Linked DNA regions of Mus musculus: region 2 is linked to region 1. The links are chromatin loops, found by intact Hi-C in ENCODE. Cell type or tissue: heart. All regions are shown on one strand. Each heading gives the region's core, and the rest is flanking DNA. Links, peaks and the distances in the headings are about the cores only.

Evidence for each region. Hi-C counts contacts between places; a loop is a spot of excess contacts. Peaks named below come from ENCODE experiments on the same cell type or tissue, not always from the same donor. Only the 100,000 strongest peaks of a DNase experiment are listed, where the experiment ranks them.
Region 2: it touches region 1 in a loop (3-fold over the local background); 6 of 42 quality-filtered maps call a loop at or near these places.

Annotation. Positions count from the first base shown.
Region 1 is chr4:155,562,090-155,567,468 of GRCm38, reverse strand. Nadk (NAD kinase) reads right to left here and starts at 3,654. Exons shown (of 12, transcript NM_001159637.1): 1 at 3,490-3,654. In heart, for the core only: a CTCF peak has its summit at 3,368; DNase peaks (open chromatin) are centred at 3,688, 3,818, 4,498, 5,288 and 1 weaker place; H3K4me3 peaks cover 2,646 bases; H3K27ac peaks cover 2,686 bases.
Region 2 is chr4:155,511,286-155,516,664 of GRCm38, reverse strand. Gnb1 (guanine nucleotide binding protein (G protein), beta 1) reads right to left here. Exons shown (of 12, transcript NM_001160016.1): 2 at 986-1,034. Among named protein-coding and RNA genes, the nearest start is that of Gnb1, 23 kb to the right of the region's middle. In heart, for the core only: a CTCF peak has its summit at 2,533; no DNase peak of the experiment used is centred there.

The DNA of each region.
Region 1 (5,379 bases), core at 295-5,294:
AGGTAACTCTTCAAGCAAGGTCTAAAAAGTGAAGCGGAAACAAAGGCTAGGCAAGATGATTATCAGGTGCTGAGGTAGCTGGGGGGGGTGAGTGCACTTAGTTATCCCTGTTGGGATTTTTTTCATTGTTGAGTAGCTTGGCTGGCTTGGAAAAGGAACTGAGTCACCATCATGGAGTAGCAAGAAAGATATCAAAATGTCAATAAGCTCATGTACAACAGGAACCAAAGGCAGGCATGAACACACAGAGAGTCAGCCCAAGAAACGTAATACAAACGTTCAATTCCATGTGAACTTCAAATATATGTAGAAGCGGTAAATGAAAAGCGAAGCCAGGTGTGTTGGTGCGTACCCGTGACCCAAGCACTCAGCACGCAGGAGGAAGACTGCAATCTGTGTGACAAAAGTCTGAGTCTTTGAAAATAGAGGGAATGAAGGAAGAAATGGAGAGAAAAAAAATAAAAAGAAGGAAAATTAGTGAAAGCAACAGGTAAATGTTTAACTTCATTAGTTAATACCAAGTTGGAAAAGTTTCCAGTTCTTGTTCATTTGTTTTATGAGACAACGTGTTGCTGTATCAAACATGATGGTATCACTACTGTGAGCCACAGAGTCCAGGTTTAGTGATTACCTAATACCTACCTCATTTCTACAAATAAATGATACCCAAGCTAGCAGACAGGTCAGAGAAGTGTGCTGTTTCTGGAAAGTTCTAAGGAACGGGATCACAGAACCCATCTAGTGGTGGAATAGTTTCACAGACCCAAGAGAGGCACTCTGGTCTAGAAGGCTAAGTGGTCAGGCGCTGCTGCCCTTTCCACTGCACCGTGGACAGCACTGGCGTACATTGCTAGTACCGTCTCTGCCTTAACCCGATCATTTGTTTTCACGAACTTGTTCCCAATGCAGTAGCCCTGGGAGGACAGGTGCCATGGATCAGAATAGAGGACAATGATAAGCTAAGCAACTATCACAAACAAGTAGGATGGTTTCCTGGGGTTGAAAGCGACACCTCTGCCTTCAGGAGGGCAGGAGCCATGTGGTAACTGTAAACAGATCTCACAAGTCCTAGAAAGCAGAGCCTGAGATCAAAGCCCACCCCTCTTGTCCTCCCAAGGCTCCTCCTCCGCGTGCTGAGCATTTTGCACGGATCTCCCTCTTGCTGCGACACCAGAAAACAGACAGATTCAAGGTAAAGATGGAGATGAATCCATTCCCAACACCTGAGAGGGCGAAGCCTCAGCAGTTACAAGGCTCTTGCTGCTCCCAGAGAACTTGAGCTTCCTTCCCAGCACCCACATCCGGCAGCTTTCAACCATCTGTAACTCCAACTCTAAGGGATCTGACACCCTCTTCCTGCCTCCAAGGCACACATACTCGTGTGCACATAATAACCACACGCAAACACACATGCATACACATAAATCCAAAATAAAGTAAATCTTAGAGTGGGGGCTGGAGAGATGGCTCAGTGGTTAACAGCACTGACTGCTCTTCCAGAGGTCCTGAGTTCAATTCCCAGCAGCCACATGGTGGCTCACAACCATCTGTAATGAGATCTGATGCCCTCTTCTGGTGCATCATACATATAAAATAAATAAATAAATCTTTAAAAAAAAAAAAAAAGCATTAAGAGTAGGACTTTGGGTGGTGGTGCCCGGACGTCTTTAATCCCAGCACTCAGGAGTCAGAGGCAGGGGATCTCTGAGTTCAAGGGCAGCCTGGTCTACAGAGTGAGTTCCAGGACAGAGAAACACTGTCTTGAACTCCATCCTCCACCCTGGAAAAAAAAGAAAGAAAGAAAGAAAAAAAAAGAGTGAAACCACCCAAGGCTTGAAAAAGAGCTCAGTTGGTACAGTGCTTGCACACACAAAGCCCTGGGCTTCATCCCAACATCACATTAAAACAAGAAAAAGCCCAACTGGATATGGTTTGGTTCATGCCTGTAATCCCAACATGCAGAGGAACATACAGGACAAGAAGTTCAGAGTCACCCTTGGCTACACAGGGAATTAGAAATCAGCTTGGCATACATAAAGTTATGTCTAAAAACAAAGGAAGGATCAGAGACATGGCTCAGTAGACAAAGGCACTTACTGCCAAGCCTGATGTCTTGGGTTTGATCCATGGAGCCCATGGAGCAGGAGGAGAAAACCAACACTTGGAAGCTCTTCCTTCCATTCATGAGCAGTAGAGTAGCAAGTGTCCACTCCCATTAAAAAAAAAAGGAAAAAACCACCACTTGCTTCTCTCCATCTCCAAGTGATGCCTAGAGAGCTAAACTATTCATTTAAGTACTGCTGTTTTATCTGTTAGCCACTTCTACCCAAAAGGAGGGGTGGGGGATGGATTGTGGCTCAGTGGGACAGCACTTGTGTGAGGATCTGGGCTGGACCTGTAGCACTTCAAACAAGATGAAAAAGAAAAAAAATGAATAAAACTGCATCGTTTTTAATAAATAAATCTACAAAGAAGAAAATGCAGAAGCATTCTGAGATGCCACCTCCAAATGAAGAAGCTACCTGGTCATACTGTATATTGGCACCCGTGGCTGTCCCAGAGCCCAAGATGGGCAGTGTAAGTCACAGTGAAGTCACTGCTGAGGACAAATACGTTCAGAGGGAAGGTGCCGTGCTTTTAATTACCAAGGCGAGGATGCCAGCTTTCCGGCCCGTGGAAACTGACAGTGATACATGAAACCAATGAATATAAGTTTGAATAACACTCTTCTCAAGAGGCAAGCCAAACGAATAAGTTTTGAACCAAAACAGAGAGTTTCCCAAACAAGAAAGGAAAAACAAGTCGCTATTCAGAATCAATGCCAGGAGAAAGCCCATTGCTTGGGAGAGCTGGAAAGAGACGCCGGATCTTGGCCAAGCAAAGGCAGATCCTGGGACTGCGCTGGGCACGCCCTGTTCCCATAACGAAGAAACCTGCCAGAGGCCAAGACAAGCGGCCTGTGAGTGTGACATCCTGAGAGGCAGCAGCCTCTAGGAACATCTCCATGGACTCTTCAGGACTTTGGAAGCTCCTGGCAAGTACTGGATACCAAGTTTACGATGGGGTTTTGGAGAGTTTCACACCTCGATTGCTTACAAAACGCTCGTCTGACTACTTTGCCCACATGCCAAGGTCTCTGGCGCTTGCTAAGGCCCCACTGGAAGACCAATGGAGCCGATTCGGCTGCGGTGCTGCGCGCTGAACTGGCTTAGAACAGAACGGCGGCCTACATGGCTTCTCCCGGGACCCGAACCTCTGACTCGTCCCCCTAAACCCAAGGCCGGACCAGATCTTCAGACCTGTCCCTTAGGCTCCTTCCCCGAGACCACGCGTCATCCTGGCTGCAACCCACGTTCGGACGCAGGGAGGCGCGTCAGAGCCACCAGCGCCCGGCCTCGGGCAGGTGGGCAGGGCCGGCGCCGTGACCCTGTCTTCACGGGTCCCGGCCAGTGACGCCGGGCAGAGGGCGACCCCAGGCCCCGCACTCACCGTCGGCTGCCGCGCGCCCGCGTGGACGTCTACATGCTGGGCCGAGCAGGCGGTCCCTGCTGCCCTACTGCTACCTGGCTCTCAGCGACCCAGCCGCCCGCCACCCCATGGCCGCTCGGTCCAGAGACCGGCACCACCAAGCCCCGCTGCGCCGCGGCTGTCAGTGCGCAAGCGCAGCCCGCACGCATGCGCTGCAGGGCACGTGGGGAGAGCGGCGCAGCCGCACCTACACAGGCGTGCACGCAAACTTCGGGTTTTTCAAAACCCTTTGTAGGCCAAGGATCAGAGGCTGGGGGGTGGGGTGGGGGGTGGGAGACGTGAAGAGGGAGGGGCGAGGCAAAGGGGAGGCGGGGCCGAGAGGAAGTGGGCGGGACACAGGAGTAGGAGGCGGGGCAAAGGAACTGAAACAGGGCATAGCGGAATGGGATGGGGACAAGGAGCGGAAGACAGCACGGGGGGGTGGGGCCAAGGTTGGAGAAAGGGGAGGGGCAGACGGGTAGGAGAAGGGGCAGGCAGAGTGGGAGGGACAGGTCGCAAGAGGGCAGAGCTGGAAAGGGACGGAACTAAGGAGACTAAGCCGGAGGGAAGGGGAAGATCGGGAGAGTGGGCGGGGCCAAAGGGTGGAGGAGTCGGGGCGGAAGGGGAGGCGGGGCAGAGGGTGAGGGAGAAAAAAAAGAAAAAAAGAAAAAAAAAAGAGTAACCGAGGAGGGGCAAAAAGCTCAGTCCCAGCAGCAACAGAGAAAACCACCAGATTCTCTCCCTTTTCTTTCTTTCTTTCTTTCTTTCTTTCTTTCTTTCTTTCTTTCTTTCTTTCTTTCTTTCTTTCTTTCTTTCTTTCTTTCTTTTGCCTCCTTGCCTCGCGGTCTGATCTTTATTCCTGTCCTACGTCACACTCAGTTTGCTTTTTGCTGGCGAGGTCTCCAGGACCATGTGGACAACGCGGGCCAGCTTTGTGGGAAGGTGGGCTTCGTGCCAGGCTCCTGTTCCCACGTTGTTCTTAATGTCCAGCGCATGGACCTGGTATCTTTCAGAAGCAGAACTCGGGTGACAGCGCTCATATGGCTCTCAGGCCCACCAGCAGTGACCTGACACCCTTTGGCAACTGGCAAGGACTTGAGCCTGAAAGTAACAAACCTGACAGCTGGTTGATACAATGGTTCACTACTTTAATCCCAGAGATGAGAGCTCCGGATTTCTAGGAATTCGAGGCCAGCCAGGGGTACCATAGTTAGAGACCCTATCTCAAAAAGAAAAACAAAGTCTTGATAGTTGAGAAGCGACTGTGTAAATAGCGTGCCTCACCCACAGCTGTAAGGAGGGAAAGAGGGAGGCCACCGACTTTGTAGCTGAGCCAGGGATATGCTGAACTGGTGGACATGCTCGTGCATTGATATCCACCAGTGTGCACAGTGCACCAGTAGGTGTTTTCGCAGTCCCGACTCCCAGCACTGTAGTTTTAAGATGTTCACACTATTGCCCTTCCTGTATAGCCCAATCTCCACGCTTCCCCACAGCCCCCCATACCTGCTGCAGTCAGGATGTTCTCTGGTGGGAACTCCTGAGACCTGTGTGCTGTCCTTCCAAAAAGAACACATCAATGCAGTGGGGACGGAAAATAGTGGGTAGGGAGGATGGTGGGAATTTGCGGGGATTTCTTAAATTTTGTAACTTCCTCATGAGTTTTGTAAGCCTAACTTCTTCCCCAGAGTGAACGCCAGCCACACCCACCGAAGGCTGTAACTATGCTGCTATTGTATTATATAACACTTGATTGGTATCTAGTGGTAAATGGCAGGCACATGGCCAGCAGACCTGGAGAGACATCCAGAGTGGGAGCAGTCATATTCTTCTGCAAAGGCACCCAGTCTATGGTCTGCAGTCCAAGGTCAC
Region 2 (5,379 bases), core at 166-5,165, 51 kb after region 1:
CTCAGTTTGTAAAGCTTGCAATACACTTCTAATACACAAGCGTGAACTCCTGAGTTCAGATCCAGATCCATGTAGAAAACTGGGCATGATAGTGACTGCCTATATTTCCAGCACTGGAAAACCAGAAACAAATAGCTGAAACTTACTTGCCAGTCACTCAGCCTGGGATGTAGGTGAAACTGAATCAGTGAGCCCTAGAATTAGTTTTGAAAGATCCTGTTTCAAAAAACTAAGGTGGAGGTCCTGGGAGATTTCCCAGACATTAAGAATACATACCACTCTTGTAGAAGACTTGAGTTTAATTCAGGTTCAAGCTATCTGAACCCTCTGGCCTCTCAGGGCACCTGTACTCAAATGCAAATACCCACACAGAAATATACATACATAGAAATATACATACGTACATACAATTAAAAATAAAACTTAGAAAAAAGCTGAAGGGTTATCGAGGAAGGCACTTGACATCAATCTCTGCACTTTATAGGCATGCATGGACACACACACAAATACAATTTTAAATAGAGAAATGGTAGATGCTGATGATTTACACTTATGATCTCAGCATTCTAAGAGACTGAGGCAGGAGGCTGCTGTGACTTGAAGGCTGATCTGGGCTGCGCTGTAATACCAAGGAGGAGGACCCAATGCCCCTCTGGCATCCAAAGGCGCTCACTACATGCATGCAGTGTACAGATACACTCATGTGGGTGAAACATCCATACACATAAAATAAAAACAAATAAATCTTTTTTTTTAAGGGCTGGAAAGATGACTCTAAGGTTAAAAGCACTAATTGCTCTCCCAGAGCACAGAGACATAGAGCATACCTTTAATCCCAGCATTTAGGAGGCTGAGGCAGGCCCATCTCTGTGAGTTTCAGGACATGCAGAGCTACATAGTGAGACCCTCTTAACCTCCACCCCATCAAAACACTCACAAAACAAACAAACACACACACACAAAACAATTATATATGTGAAGTTACCTTGACTCAGAAGTGTTTCTGGTCTGGTTTCCCACACATGTAAGTCTATCTGTAACAACAGAAAAGGTTGCTCTATCATATTGGGGCTGTGCTAACAGTTAATAGTAGCTACATTTTAGGAAAGAGCACACAAATCAACCTCTTTACTACCTTCTCCCCCAACAAACTGCTTTACTCATTAAAGCATCTAATTTTCTTAACATTGAAAAATAAAGAAGTAGCTGGACAGCAGTGGTGCACCCTTCAATCCCAGAGCTTTGGAAGCTGAGATGGGTGGATCTCTGTGAGTTTCAGGTCAGGGTACACAGAGAAACCCTGTCTCAAAAAAACAAACCAAACAAATGCTAAGCCATGAATGATAAAAAATGGAGAGCAGATATGGTGGCACATGCCTTTAAAAACAGTGCTCAGATCTGAGTTCAAGATCAGCCTGTTCTACACAGTGCTGTCTCTGAATGGAGGGAGGGAGGGAGAAAGGGAGGGAAAGAAGAAGGGAGAGAAAGAAAAGGAAGGCAATAAATCACAAAAACACAATAAACAGAGAGACAGGCACTGGCAAGATGGCTCAGTGGCTAAAGAAACTTGCTGCCAAGCCTAATGAGTTCAATCTCTGGAAGCCATCCATACCAGGTAGAAGAGAACCAGCTCCCAAAAGTTGCCCTGCCTACCTGCCTACTCTCACAGAGCCATGCACACAGTAGATGAGTCCATGTGGATGTCGGGCCATCCACGCTAGGCAATTCCATAGAGACAGAAGCTTAGGAGTTGCCAGGGGCCATGTATGGAAAGTGAAATTTTACTGTGTTACCTCTAGGGCTTCCTTTTGGGGTGACAAAAATATAAAATTAGGTAGGGAGATAGTTGTGCAATATTGTGGATACACTAAGTGCTACTAAATCATTCTCTTTAAAATGCTTTAATTTTCTATTATGTGAATTCTTCAAAAAAGAAAAGGTGGGAGTTAAAGTGGAAGTGGGGGAAGCTTTTAATCAGTAAAAGCTACATCCACCTCCACAAATCTTCTCTGAAAAGGTCCCGTAAGTACAAGCCTGAAGAACCCTCAAAGCCTTCATCTGAAGCAGGGTCTTAACCTGGCACCCTGATGCTTACTTATTTTTTATTCTTTGAGATGGAGTTTCTCTGTATAGCTCTAGCTGTTCTGGAACTCAAAATTCACCTGCCTCTGCCTCTGCCTCCCAAGCATTTTTTTTTTTTAAGCATTTTGTTTCTGAGGGGTTTTTGTTTTTGAAACAGGGTTTCACTATGTAGCTCTGTCTAGCCTGGAAATTTGCTATATAGACCAGCCTGCCTTTGCCTCCTGAATACAGGAATTAAAAGTGTGTGTCGCCATATCCACCTCACCCTGGTTTATTCAAGGTGAAGTTGTTCTTTGGGGAGGGTGAGTTGTTCGGCAGCTGGCAGTGGTACAGCAGATCCCAACTTCTAATGTCTGTTACAGCAGCACCACTAGCCTAGCTGCAGCCCAAGGTAAAACTTCCTCTATAAGGCTGGTGAGATGGCTCAGCAGGTAAGAGCACCCAACTGCTCTTCCGAAGGTCCGGAGTTCAAATCCCAGCAACCACGTGGTGGCTCACAACCATCCATTACGAGATCTGACTCCCTCTTCTGGAGTGTCTGAAGACAGCTACAGTGTACTTACATATAATAAATAAATAAATCTTTAAAAAAAAAATTCCTCTATAGTCAGGTGCTGGTAGCACATATCTGGATTCCAGCACTAGATTGACAAAGGCAGATGGATCTCTGAGTTCAAAGCCAACCTGGTCTACAGAGTGAGTTCCAGAACAGCCAGGGCTACACAGAGAAACCCTGTCTCTAACCCTCCCCACGAAAGAATTCCTCTACAAAGTAAGGGCCATAATTATCCCAATCTCTACAGAAAGATCTTCCTAGGCATTTTATAAAGGGACAAATCACAATCTGTTCTATCTGAAACACAAAGAGTCTCTAGGGGGTTCAAGTACTCTAGTCTTTCAGAAGACACTAGGTAACCACCATCATACAAGGTGACATCTGCCAATCTTGTGGCCATGTTACTCCTCACCGGACAAAGATACTGCTTAACTGTCCCAATAGCTCTGCCTCAAGCCATCAAAGTTGACTTATTTGTGGTTAAAATAAGATCCAACTGCAGTTTCTTCCGTGGATTAACCAGCCTGTAGGAATCAGAACCTAGGGTAAGACTCCTACTCCCACAGAAAGGTAAGGGCAAACTGGAAATACCATCCTTAAAGAAAACTGGGAAAACCCGAATTTAATAAAATCGAATCCAATACCCAATATGTTCCCACACAGTTTATCTAGTCTGTGGTACAGTGGGAAAGTGAGGTACATTACAGATGCCTACAGATGCCTACATGCTGAAAATACTGAGAGCCTCGATCTGCTGCCCAGTCCATAGGAACCTCCATAGAACTAAGATCCATAAAGCCATGTAGGCAGGCAGGTAGACAGACTGGCAAAAACACCACTCTGAGCAAGGAAAGACTGAGCCAACAGCAGGACACTGTTGCTGAGATACATGTGGCAAAGACAGGTGGCAAAAACACACGACAAGATACTAGCTTTCCCTTTTAGAAAGAAAGTAGCCCACTATGGAAACTAGAAGTAAATGGTATAAATTTCAAAGGTTAAAATGGCTGAGTTATGGTTCAGGGTTAGTATACAAAAGGCCCTAGGTTCCACCTCTAATGTCAAAAAAGAAAATTATAAAACTATTTTAATTAAAATTTAAATAAGTAACACTCAAATTACAGATTTGAGAGTAAATACAAAATTGTCATTAACTGTATAAGAAAACTCAGTAAGAGAACTTTTAAAGTACCCTGATACTCACTTACTGGGAAGCACAGCTATTTAGATAAACGGCAGCTTGCAGACCAGCACATGCCCAACTGTGCCTGGCCCTTAAAAGGACCCTATGCCCTTCGGTGTTAGTTGCTTCTTGGAATCCTGGGTAAACAGTTAGGACTATCTCTGGATGTCTTATATATACTGGTGTTTGATATACACTTGATAATTCAACTTTTATTTTAAAATAATTTATTGATAAAAACCTGTAAACACTCATTTATTCAAGAAATAAATTTGAGCAGAGCATGATGGTACACACTTTTAATCCCAGCAGAGGCAGGCTGATCTAATAAGTTCGTGGCCAGCCTAGTCCAGTCTACAGAGCAGGTTCTAGGACACCCAGGGCTACCTAGAGAAATCCTGACTCAAACCCAATAAAGGGAAGAAATACTTTTGAGTGTCTGTAATGTAAAATATAATGGTGTAATGTAAAAGTGTACTAGTTGCTTAAGACAGTCAAGTACAGACTTAAATCTTTGCAGTCTTAGTGGAGAAAACATGGAAAACTACCCAAGGCAAATTATATTAACAAAACCCAAGTGCACCAAGCCAGGCTATGTTCACTGATTTTTTTTTTTTTAAAAACAGGCATCAGTGCTTACACACACCACTCTGAAAACTGTTTTTAGACTTTTAAATTTCATGTTATGACTATGTGTCTGCATGTGGCTATGTACAGTGAACATAGCTGTCTACAGAGAGAACAGGATACCTTGTTTTAAAAAAAAATACACACACACACACACACACACAAAGTGTGGGATGTGTGTATAGTTTTCAGTCTCGGCTGTCCTGGAACTCACTTTGTAGACCAGGATGCTGCCTCCCAAGTGTACTACCACTGCCAGGTCCTCTATAAGTTTTAATTACATTTATTGGGGGCGGGGGCGGGGGGAGTAGAATGTGCAGGAGCAAACATACCCATTGCACATGTGTGGGAATCAGAGGACCACTTGTAGGAGTACATTCTCCATCTAACAAGTTGAGTCCTGGGAATCAAAAAAATCATGTCCTCAGGCTTGGTGGCAAGCACCTTCACCAGATGAGCCATCTGTAAGATCTCCAAGTCCAACATGTAACAGAAGGCTCTACAAAGGAACTAAGCTGTCCAGTGGTCATGAATGTACCATACTTACTTAGTCGAGTAGCCTAGTTAGTCCCCATGATTATATTAAGTTAAAATCCAAGGACTAAACTACTATCCTAAAGATCAGATACCATGTCAAGAGTCTGAATAAAATCAACTGGTCCTGTTTTGACTCCATAGAGCTCATGAAATCATGAAATATGAATGTGATAAGCCTCTTTGTACATATACACTGTAACACATCTTGAGGTTTTAAGTTCTAAAGGTATTTGTATGGTACTGCCACTTAGTGCTCACAATCCTGAAACAGAATGCTTGAGAAGCTCTTTACAGGTTGCATTAAAATGTGAAATCAAGATTTCTCTATCAGACAATCTGAAGGCAAGACAGGGCACCACATCTCCATTGCTCCCAGCACTCTGTTACACCACCA